2 separate regions of the Homo sapiens genome follow, and region 2 is linked to region 1. The links are chromatin contacts, found by Hi-C or POLR2A ChIA-PET in ENCODE. All regions are on one chromosome and are shown on one strand. The core of a region is the stretch at or near the end of the contact, and the rest is flanking DNA. Distances in the headings are between cores, read along the strand shown.

Region 1 (5,722 bases), core at 1,647-4,146:
AGAGAGATCAGACTGTTACTGTTGTCTATGCAGAAAGAAGAAGACATAAGAAACTCCATTTTGTTCTGAACTAAGAAAAATTCTTCTGCCTTTAGATGATGTTAATCTGTAACCCTAGCCCCAACCCTGTGCTGGCAGAAACATGTGTTGTGTTGACTCAAGGTTTAATGGATTTAGGGCTACGCAGGGTGTGCTTTGTTAAAAATGTGTTTGCAGGCAGTATGCTTGGTAAAAGTCACCGCCATTTTCCAGTCTCAAGTACCCAGGGACACAATGCACTGCGGAAGGCCGCAGGGACCTCTGCCCAAGAAAGCCTGGGTATTGTCCAAGGTTTCTCCCCACTGAGACAGCCTGAGATATGGCCTCGTGGGAAGGTAAAGACCTGACCGTCTCCCAGCCTGACACCAGTAAAGGGTCTGTGCTGAGGAGGATTAGTGAAAGAGGAAGGCCTCTTTGCAGTTGAGATAAGAGGACGGCATCTGTCTCCTGCTCATCCCTGGGAATGGAATGTCTCGGTGTAAAACCCGACGTACATTCTATTTACTAAGATGGAAAAAACCGCCTTATGGCTGGAGGTGAGACATGCTGGAGGCAATACTGCTCTTTACTGCACTGAGATGTTTGTGTAAAGTCAAACATAAATCTGGCCTATGTGCACATCGAGGCATAGAACCTTTCCTTAAACTTATTTACGACACAGAGACCTTTGCTCACATGTTTTCCTGCTGACCCTCTCCCCACCATTATCCTATAGTCCTGCCACATCCCCCTCACCGAGATAGTAGAGATAGTGATCAGTAAATACTGAGGGAACTCAGAGACCAGTGCCGGGTCCTCCGTATGCTAAGCGCCGTCCCCCGGGCCCACTGTTCTTTCTCTATACTTCATCTCTGTGTCTTATTTCTTTCCTCAGTCTCTCATCCCACCTGACGAGAAACACCCACAGGCGTGGAGGGGCTGGCCCCCTTCAGTGGACAGCTAATTCAAGACAATTTAAAATGCTCCAAAGTCTAAAGCAAACAAGTTCACAGAGTGCAGAAGCATTGCCAGTGTACAGCTTCTGGCACTGTAAATTCTAATGAGTATTTTATTATATTTGCTTAATTTACAACAGACAATAATATAATTATGCCTTTGACAGACATCAATAATCTGTTTCTGTATTCATTCTCCATATTTATAGAGTATTGTGTTTTCTAGCTGATTTCCACAACATATTGTTAACAGTGCCTTAGGCCAAACTACTCTTCTTTCCCAACTATTCTCTTTCTTCCCTACAAAGGGAGTTAAAACAAGGAGCTGTTAAAACTTGGAGCCAAATTAGAGATTAAATTACATTAGCTTTAAACGGTTTTGTGAAGTGGCTAGAAATTTTTACCAGTAATCTTACTGCAAGTCCTGGGTCACTGAAGAACTCGGTAAATATGATTAGCATGCACGCACCAACACATCACTGTGATGAAAACGCAAATCACAGTATGTGAGTCACTACTCTCAACATTGCCATGCCCCTGCCTTAAACCTGCCAGCCCCATCCAGAGGATTTTTCTCATCTCTGAACTCCAATCATTTACACCTTCCCCCATCAGAATTTACCCTACATTTTATTATAATTGCATATAAATATGCCTTCCCTGTAACAGCAGGGACTGTGTTTCTCCACTGTATGGCCTGGCACAGTGTCCAGCACACAGCAGGCAAAGCAAGAGTTACTGCATGAGCCAGTGTCATCATCCAAACGATAGCTACCATTTCCAGAGCACCTACCGTGAGCTGACTAGTTTACCTACATTATCCTGGTGGCTTTCCCAGACCAGACCACCCAAACCAAAGCAGCCCCCCAGTCACCCTCTAGGCACATAACCCTATTTTAGTTCTCTGAATACGACTGATTGCTGTCTAACATATTTTGGTTTGTGTGCTTATTGTCTGTCACCGGTTTCCCTTCACAAGAAGGAAAGCTCCAAGAGGACAGGCATCTTATCTACCTTGTACTTGGCTCATAGCAAATAAATGAATCTAAGCCGCCCACCTCCCTGGGTGACAGAGTTGACCTGCACACAGTAGGTCTCAAAGAGTATGTTTTAAATTTTATATTTAGATTTCAAGATAATTGTGTTGAATATTTTATGGTTCATAACAAACAGAAAGGGGAGGGCAGAATAAAAATAAATAAAAGTTTAGTTACATTACCCTAGCACTGACATTGGTACGGGAATTTTTGCTGCAATAAGAAAGCCACTTCCTCTGACATAAGGTCACCCATACTTCTGGGTCTTGCCACATCCTCTTAGACAGTTCATCGTAGCTGGGCTGGCTGGGGCGGTCAGGACTCCAGACGCTCACACTAAAAGAGGGGTGGTAGTCGAGCAGTCACTCCACTCCTCTGTAGGGAGCTGGCCGCGAGTGGGTGCGCAGCAGGGTGCGCGCGGACCCGTGCAGCGCCCAGGGCGGCTGTGCGAAGCCGCCGCAGCCTGCGCGCCCAGGCGATTCTCCACCTTGGGGCTCGCCTTCCTGCCGCGTTCCTCTTCCTTCCATCCCTAAAGCGCGTACGCCCTGCAGAGTCAAACCTGGCGCATCCTCAAGCTTCCAGGGGGCAACGTGACCGAGCCCCGCATCACGTGTGCAGAGACGGCCTATAGTGTCTGAAGGATGCCACCTAGTCGCAGGCCCGGCGGCGCCACCAACAGCGACCGCGGTAGTCCAGCTCGCGCCGCGTCCCGGCCCCAGCCCGGCCCGGCCCAGCCCCGCCCCGCGCCCAGCCCCGCCCCGCCCCGCGCCCAGCCCAGCCCCCGCGGCCCGGCCCCCAGCGGCCGGCCTCCCGCGGCCCCGCCCCCGCCGCCCCAGTCCCCGCCCCTCGCGCCTTCGTTTATTCCTCCGCGCGCTGGGACAGGCTGCTTCTTCGCCAGAACCAACCGGTTGCTTGCTGTCCCAGCGGCGCCCCCTCATCACCGTCGCCATGCCCGGAGGTCTGCTTCTCGGGGACGTGGCTCCCAACTTTGAGGCCAATACCACCGTCGGCCGCATCCGTTTCCACGACTTTCTGGGAGACTCGTAAGTGGCCACCGCGTAGCCCTGTCCTGGCCTCGGTTGCGCCGGACTCGGAGGTGCCTTCCCTGTTTCTTCTCCCTGCCGTCCTCCCGGCCGCTCAGCCCCCTGCGCCGCCCTCGCCTTCCCCCGCACTGGTTCCGGCGCGCGCCAGGCCGTGTGGCCTCTGCTCAGCGTCGGCTGCGCTGCTGGGAGCTGGCACCCGTTCGGCCTGCCCTGCGCGGGCCACTCGATCCCTCCTGGCCTCCCCGCCTCCGGCGTGGCTGGGCAAGGCCACGCCAAGGTGGGGGGTGGGGAGGATAAAATTGTGTTCTGCGGGTTCTGGAAACTCACCGCCCGCGGGAGGGTTTGTTGTCCATTTAACTCGTCTTAGTAAACTGTGCAGGTAGCGTGGTCAGGCCGAGGGCGCAGGGGCGGGGCGGCATTGACGATCACTTCCCCGGACTAGTGCCCAGGGTCGCACCGCCCTCCCACCCTCCGTTCTGGAATTTGCTCCCTGGGGAGGATGGGTGTCTAAAGCCAAAGTCGGAGGACACAGCTGCTGGCTATAGGTTACAGGAAGGCCAACGTATCATCTGAGGGTGCAGTGGTATTTGCAGGCTTCTGGGCACAAAATGTGAAATTTAAAACCACTAGCTGCCAAGTAGGTGGCCGAAAGACTTTTTGTCCAGAGCCGCCTCCAATGGCCAAGATATGATTTGATAACAGCTTTAGGAAGAGCCAAGAACACTCTGCGTAGGTGTGCCTTCAGAGATTCCAGAACTTGCAACACTTGGAGGGAAGGACTTTCTGACGCTGTTCCGCTGGAGTGGCCTATTCTTGCTAGTGATGGCCGTTCCAGGCTCCAGGACACGTGTACTCCCCAACTTTGAGACTCTCTTGTTTTCCAGTGGCTTGCCCCTCACTGTCCCCTCCGCTTTCTACCTTGCTTCTAGCACATGAGCTTGCTGATGATAGCCAAATTGATGACCTGTGATCTGACTTGGCAGTTTTACCATTATGGATAGGAGTAGTAAATCGGTGTTGCCCTTTTTTTTTTTTAACAGCTCCTGAATCAGCAAACTGGAAGTTGCTTAGTTTTCATCAGAAGCATTCCAGGCATGTCTAGTTATATTATGGTTCTGGAGTACTAGTGGTCCCACTACACTGTGGGGCTCCAAGGCTTGACAACAGTTCTTCCCCAGATTATATCCTTTTTATATACAGTATCCAGGGAGACAGGCTTATGAAATTAATCAGTGATTGGACAGGGCTGTGCAGAGAACCAGGGACAGATTCTTACACATCATATGCCTATCCAACCCTTTATAACCTCTTAAGTCCCTTTTCCAGCCACTGAATAGGGAAAAGTTAAGCTTTGTGAAAGATAGGACTAGGCCAGAAAAAGGTTGAGAAATGGAATATTCAAACCTTGAATGCAGAAAAATACTTTAGAAATACAGCTTATGGCCATTCTTATACTTAGGATCTAGGTAGTAATATTTCTCCAGCAATCCTTGGGATTTTTAGAGTTGTGTTCCTTCCCATTTCTACCTGCAGCCCTCATCCCCCATCCCCATGAAACATAAACTATTTCCAGAACTCTTAGCTTGTATAGATTAAATATTAGCATAAAACGTATTTACTGTGCCAACAGTTATAAATGCTGTCACTTTTTAAGCTAACCATACTTTTTTGGGGTTTTGTTAATGTTTATTGGCCTCTAGATCCATCTAGATTTGATCAAAAGTGGTACTTTATCAGGGAGCCATAGTTAGGAACACGGTAGAAATATCTGCATTTATTAACTAATATACAAGTCTGCCTAGGATCAGGTATAGTATTCCCTACCTTACCGGGAAGAGAAGTTTGAGCCTTTTATATGTTTATAACACATGGATTTTTGCCTGATTTTTCCAATTTTCTATTCTGTATATGATCCCAAATCAGACTGTCAATTTTTGATCCAGGTATTTTTGAGAAGAAAAAATTAAAATGTATTTCTCTACCTTACCCCTGATCATTGTAAACAACTAAAGAGGTTGGGTGCTACATTGGGTGAGTTTACCTTATCGCTGTTTCTTTAAGTGGTAGAAGCAGCTTCTTCATAGTACATCTTCACTAAGCAAAATATGTGTTTTCCAGGGGTCTTCTGGGGCTTAGTAAGTGGGAACCATTCTCTTGAAGGAGGAAACCTTTTGTCTTTTGAAAATGGGTAAGAAAATGGGAGCATGTCACTGAATTACTCTTAAGTGCAGCAGTAGGAAGACTTGGAGGGGAAGGAAGGCCAAGGTAAGACATTCTTGGAGTTTATCCTATTTGTAGCCATGAGGTAAACTGGAGTTTCACTTCTGAGGGAGGGAAGGACGTGAACTGGCTTAAAACCAGTTCCTTTTGCATGATTCAGCAAAACAGTCTTTATGGACTCACAGTGGAAAAAGAACTCCTAACTTTTCTAATTTATCCTCCTTTTAACGATAGAGGAGGAAACGCCCTGTTCCATTTCTTCTCAACTTCTGGAGACCTTCTGTTAAGTCTCATCTAACCATTAAATAGATCGTTTTCCATAGAATCTAAGGCCTAGATTTTACTCATAGTGATATTATCTACTTCAAAAGATATACTCTATGTTCTTCCTTTTGCCCTTCATAGTAAAGTGAACATAGTGCACACCTCCACAATCTTAAAAAAAAAT
Region 2 (5,722 bases), core at 1,847-4,346, 580 kb before region 1:
ACTAAAGGATTTTGAGATAGGAAGGAGAAACTGGATTTGAATTCTAACTTCTTAACCTGCTAGTTGTTTAATTTGGGGTGGCGGGGGGGATGGGGATTTTACCTAACTTCTTTAAACTCAGTATCTTCATCTGTAAAATAGGTATGATAAAATGCCTAACTTGTAAGATTGCCACGACAAGTCAGTAAGATGCTTTGCACATAGTAGATGCTAAATAAATAGTAAAATCAATTTTTTTTCTTCTCCTTCTCTTTTCCTGTCTTTATTTTTTTTGGGGGGCGGGGTAAGCTTTCCATTCTTTCCATTCCTCCTCTTTCTCTTTTTCTTCCTCTATCAAATGGAAAGGTGAGGAAAGGCAGACATTGGCCCATTCCACCCCCACCTGCAGTGTGCTCCTCCTGTCCAGGATCTGCATTTCTTGGCCTGAAGGTTTCTAAGCCTTTGGGAGGATGCTTTACCTAGGTTTGTGTCAGGACAGAAGTCCCAGAATGTCTATTCACCCCCTAGAAGAGCCCTCAAACAATGACGGAAGAAATTTGGTGTATACATTCCTCCCTGGACACACAGTAAGATTCCTCTGTGGCAGCTCCCAGGCTGGTTCCTGGGGCTTTCCACAGGATTACTCTTTGGTCTGCTCCATTGTAGTAACCCTTGGTTGCTCCCCTTTCCTGTCTCACTTCTCCACTCCCCTGATGACTTTCCAAATAAACTATCAGTATGTGAATCTTTGTCTCAGTGTCTTCTTTTAGGGGATCCCATGCTAAGAAGGAATGGGTTCATAAATGATGGAACCAGGCTCTAGAAAATCAGGGAGGAATGAAAATAGAAGCATATATTGAGGGACTACTCCAGGGGAAGAGGAAGGATGTTTCACAGAGTTGGAAAGAGCAGTCTATTGATGGCCAAGCTAGCTGCCTTGCCTATGTCATCCTGCCCTCTCTGAGTTTTTCTTTTTTCATTCCAGGCCTAACCAACATAATCTCAGAATTCTCATTATCAGGTCTACTGGAAAATCCTGTATGGCAAGGCTGTTGGGCTGTCCTTTCCTTTCCAAGGCTGATGATATCTCTGGCTTTCTTGATAGCTGACTGAGGAGGAGGAAGCCACCAGTGCTAACATGCACTGTGATTCTGGGAAGAAGGGTATTCCCAAAGCACAGAGACACCAATAACTGTCATTTTCAGAATTACTGTGATGGTGCTGGTGGTGAAGGTAACCCAGAATAGTTGCCTGCATATTTAAAGGACAATGAGGTTTCTGGAACCATGGAGATGGGCCTGGGCAGGAATAGTCTTTTTCCTGAAACGACATGAGCTTTGCCAACAAAAACACAGAACTCTGGTAGCTTAGCCTTATTCTTGCACCAAGGAGAGTAAGGCTGGTCTTTGGCTCTTTGCCTGCTGGTGTTTGGCTCCTTGCCTGTTGATGTATCCTTATCCTAATTAGACCTTCTTTATGCTACAAGGCAGAATCCCAGAGAGGAGGCTGTGCATGAGGTGGGGTTGGGGCTGAGTGGGGGGAAGGTGTCTTTAGTAGACTCCTGTGAAAATATCTTTAAAAGTCTAGAGAACAAGGAGAGTAAAGCTGACTAACATTCAAAAGGACCTCCTAGCATTCCAAGTAAACAGAAACATCCAGATTTCAGTAAAGATTAAGACGAGACTTTCTGATAAGATTTGATACGTCGAGATCACCTTTGTGGCCAGATAACAATAAAACTCTTTTCCTGCAGTAAACTAACTACCTAGGCTACACAAATAATGTGAGAAATAGTTTCCAAAAATAAATAAAAATACTAAAATATAAATTAACATTTACAAAGAACTGCAACCAAATGACCATTAAACAAATACTTTCTGAAGAAAAGATGTAAAATGAATCAAAACATAAAAATTATAAAACAGTCTTATGATCTTATGATATACATAAATTACCTTTATGTTTAAAAAATCAGTAACTGGAAAGTTGTTATTTTCTGCCAATTTGTGATTTTAACCAATTTGTTTTGGTTTGTAAAGAAAGGGGTGGAAGAATACATAGCAAACGGATAATACTGTCCACTTCAGGGAAAGGATCAGCAAGGGACACAATGTTTTATTCGCTTGTATTGGTTTTCAGCCAATTTATGATTTTAACCAATTTGAGCAATTCAGTTGGATGGAGAAATTTTAGCTGTAAAATCAATACGAGAAAGTTGTTCATTTTCCCCAATGCTGATACAAGATCAAAAGACTTTCACATGCATGATTTCCAAAATGACTCAGTGAAATATAGAAATAAGACCTTAGAGCTGATGATTGACTGGTAGAAGGGGGTTTTCATTCTCTTATCTGGTGTAGCATGCCTTTGGATGTCCCTGTGTTTTAGGGCAGTATAAACAGTATTAATACATGATGACTTGGCTGTTGAACAAAAAGGGCCTGAGATATGGGCAATTGTGTGGTGAGAGGTATTCTTCAAAGACAAGCTCTTCAAGATGATTTCCTGCAGAGAATCCTATCAAGCCTGAATGAACAATGCAAGGGGTGACTGTCTTACAAGCTTCAGCGCAAAACATTTTGGTACCACAGTCTGTGGGTTGTTCACCTGCAGGACAGTAGCAAGGTAAGTCATAATAAAGCACTCTAGTGAAAAAAGAAGTGTCCACACAAGCTGAAGAGCAGATATGGGGTGTGTCAACAACACTGTCATATGATATGTGTTCCAAATTTCTTTGGTGGAAACACAGATGCAAAGATATTAACCGAAAGAGAGAGAAAAAGAGAGAGAGCGCGAGAGAGCGCGAAAGCCAGCTGAAACATTTTTATAGATCATTATGATATTAATTCCCCAGACTCAATACCACCAAAACTAGAAAAGGAAACCTGATCAAATTCTTTGCAAATTCTGAGTCATGAAAAACTTGTGAATAGTACTGTACATTTCAGATTACTAAATTAGAGCTCATCGGAGGATTTATATGACTGGTTACTGGTGAAAAGATCAGAGAATGTCCTTTCATCCATCAGTACTAACTGAAAAGGGAGTCGATTTTTTATAAGCAAAGGCAACAGGCTGAGCCATGTGTATTTCCTGAGGTGTTGCTTTGACATTTGAAAGTGAAACTCGACACTAGAAGCTTAGATGCGTCCGGTGAAAAACAATCTGTGAGCTGTGAAACTGCAAAACAATTCTGTGGATCATTCAGTAAAGTCATTTCTTCCTTTGGTTTCCTTTAACAATAGTACTATGATATTGACAAACTTGCTCTATTTGGGTGTTTTCTTTCTATTTTCTATTCTTTTGAGTGTTAATGAATTAAGGTGTCCATGAAATTAAACTTTTGGTGATAGAAATATAATTATTATAACTTTTATATTTACTAAAACTCTCTGCTTAATAAAATTTATGAAGGTAATGTATGTTTGGTGTAAGTCAAACAAATACAAGTGAATAAAATATTGTCTCCCTTGCTGATCCTTTCCCTGAAGTGGACAATATTATCAGTTTGCTATGTATCCTTCCACACTTATATTTATGTCTATAAAATGTATGTGGATTAATTTGCAAAAATGGCGAAGCATTCTTCTCATCCCTGTAGCATCTCCTTTTTGTAGTGCAGCTTTACTGCTCCTCCCACCAAGGAGTGGAGTCTATTTCTTCACCTTTTGAACTTGGGCTTGGCAGGGATGAATTCCTTTATATCACTGGGACATGACAAACAAAAATGATGACAAATGTGACATTGGGACAACAAATATGATGAAAACCACTTGCCTTGGGGCTTGTCATAATCACCATGGGAATTCTATTGTATCCATAGTTATGCATACAGCCCTCTAAATCATGAAACACAGTAATGTGTTTAAAAAGATTTCTGAAGTCATTGGTTTGAAGGAATAGATCTTGTAACAAGTGTTGTGGGATCTTGGGATATATATGCAATAAAATCTCTGAAATCTTTAGCTATTCACCTGTAAATATATGCTTTATTTTTAAGAGGACAAGAATTGTTATATGAGTCATGTAAGAATATATGATCCCTTTCCTTTAAAGGCTTTTGAATATAGCTGAAAAGATGAAGGTATTACAACACTCGCTTTTCATGTTTTTATACTCTATTCTCCATTTCAGCCAGTGCTCCATTCCCACAAATTTCCAAGTTTCCCATGCTTGCTTCGTCTTCTCATCTTGTAGGGACCATATAGGAGAGTGATGTGATAAATTAATTTACACTAACATGACAGGATTTTATTGGTTATTCTTTTGATGTGTATAATTGCCTTTTAAAAGAAACCTGGAGAGAGACTAACTAGAGCTTAATTGAAAGGCATGAAGTGATAATGATGGAATTTTAGGCCATAAATATCTGAATGTTGAAAGTTTACACCCAATTTCTTCCACCTGTCAGCCTGCCCTTAATACCTTCTTAGATAAAACAGTATTATTCCTTACTCCAGGATTAAATTATATGTAATTTGAGATACAATTTTTTTTATTTTATTAACAGAGGTGATACAAGAGTAGAAGAAATTGTAGTAACATATTTATAATCAGAACTAGGAATATTGACCACTAATGTAGTCAAAATAATTTTTTCATAACTGTCAGGAGAGGGAAAAACCAACATGTGCCTCAACACAAATACTATATACAAATAGTTTAGTATATTGAAGCACTAGAACCAATCAGATCATTTTTCAAGATGTATGCAAAAATTACAATAGCATCAGCTTATTAGTAACAACATTCACAAGACGGTTACTTCACTGCAACTCACCTTAAGCATGGTCAGCTATTATACATGTATAGATGCTTAGGGACCAGTAGTGTTATAGCTAGATAAGATGATTGATTAATTGATTGACCGATACATAGAGAGATAAATAGGACAGAGACTACAGTGAGCTTTATGTATATTCCACTTAAGCCATATAGTCCAATGACCATACATTGGACCTTGATATCACCCACCTGAAATCTCTCCTGAAATCTTTATTTTTCTTTTTTTAATTTTTGTGGGTATATAGTAGGTGTATATATTTATGCAGTATATGAGATATTTTGATATAGGTGTAGAATGCATATTAATCACATTAGGGTAAATGGGGTATCCATCAGCTGAAGCATTTCTCCTTTCTTTGTGTTACAAACAATCGAATTATACTCTTAGTTTTTTAAAAATGTACAATGAATTATTGTTGAATGTAGTCATCCTGCTTTCCTATTAAATACTAGATCTTGCTTATTCTATCTAATTATCTTTTTGTACCCATTAACCATCCCTACTTCCCCCACCCATGAAATCTTAAATTCAAGCATTCTGCTCTCTGATCATAGACTGTAGTCCTTCAATCCTGTCACTCTGTTACTTCTGCTATTCTCATATCTTATCAAAACTGCTAGTCTTTTTTTTTTTTTTTTTTTTAGTAGAAACAGGGTTTCACCATGTTGGCCAGGATGGTCTCGATCTCCTGACCTCATGATCTGCCCACCTTGGCCTCCCAAAGTGCTGGGATTACAGGTGTCAGCCACCATGCCTGCCCAAGACTGCTAGTCTTTTGATCCCTCCTGGTCACCAAGTATTTAGCCTCTTCCTGTCCTTCCTGTCTTTCTCTATTCAGCCTAAACTACATGATTCATTACTTGCCTATTGACCTTCCACCACGCCAGCCTGAAAAGATTCAAACTATTTAAAATATGTATTGTTTCGGTCCAACTCTTTTCTCTCTATACTTTGGGG

What was found. A loop is a pair of places that touch in the nucleus more often than their neighbours do. ChIA-PET counts read pairs that join two places held with the same protein, here RNA polymerase II (POLR2A). Pooled maps may share reads with other maps.
Region 2: a loop to region 1 is called in a pooled map, with 4 times the contacts of the local background. The contact joins the enhancer-like site here to the promoter of PRDX6 in region 1. A Hi-C loop is called at or near these places in 7 of 50 pooled maps. POLR2A ChIA-PET finds 5 or more read pairs at or near these places in 2 of 52 experiments (BJ and activated T-cell).

The regions. Positions count from the first base shown.
Region 1 is chr1:173,474,439-173,480,160 of GRCh38, forward strand. PRDX6 (peroxiredoxin 6) reads left to right here and starts at 2,897. Exons shown (of 5, transcript NM_004905.3): 1 at 2,897-3,054. The coding sequence starts at 2,960. It overlaps LOC100506023 (a long non-coding RNA gene), which reads right to left and starts at 2,717. Exons shown (of 3, transcript NR_037845.1): 1 at 2,194-2,717. RefSeq lists enhancers at 1,902-2,438, 2,936-3,095 and a silencer at 2,696-2,865.
Region 2 is chr1:172,892,260-172,897,981 of GRCh38, forward strand. No RefSeq gene overlaps it. Among named protein-coding and RNA genes, the nearest start is that of TNFSF18, 160 kb to the right of the region's middle. Within about 2 kb of position 3,097, at least 7 of the 41 ENCODE cell types and tissues checked have a DNase peak (open chromatin) inside an H3K27ac peak, as active enhancers do.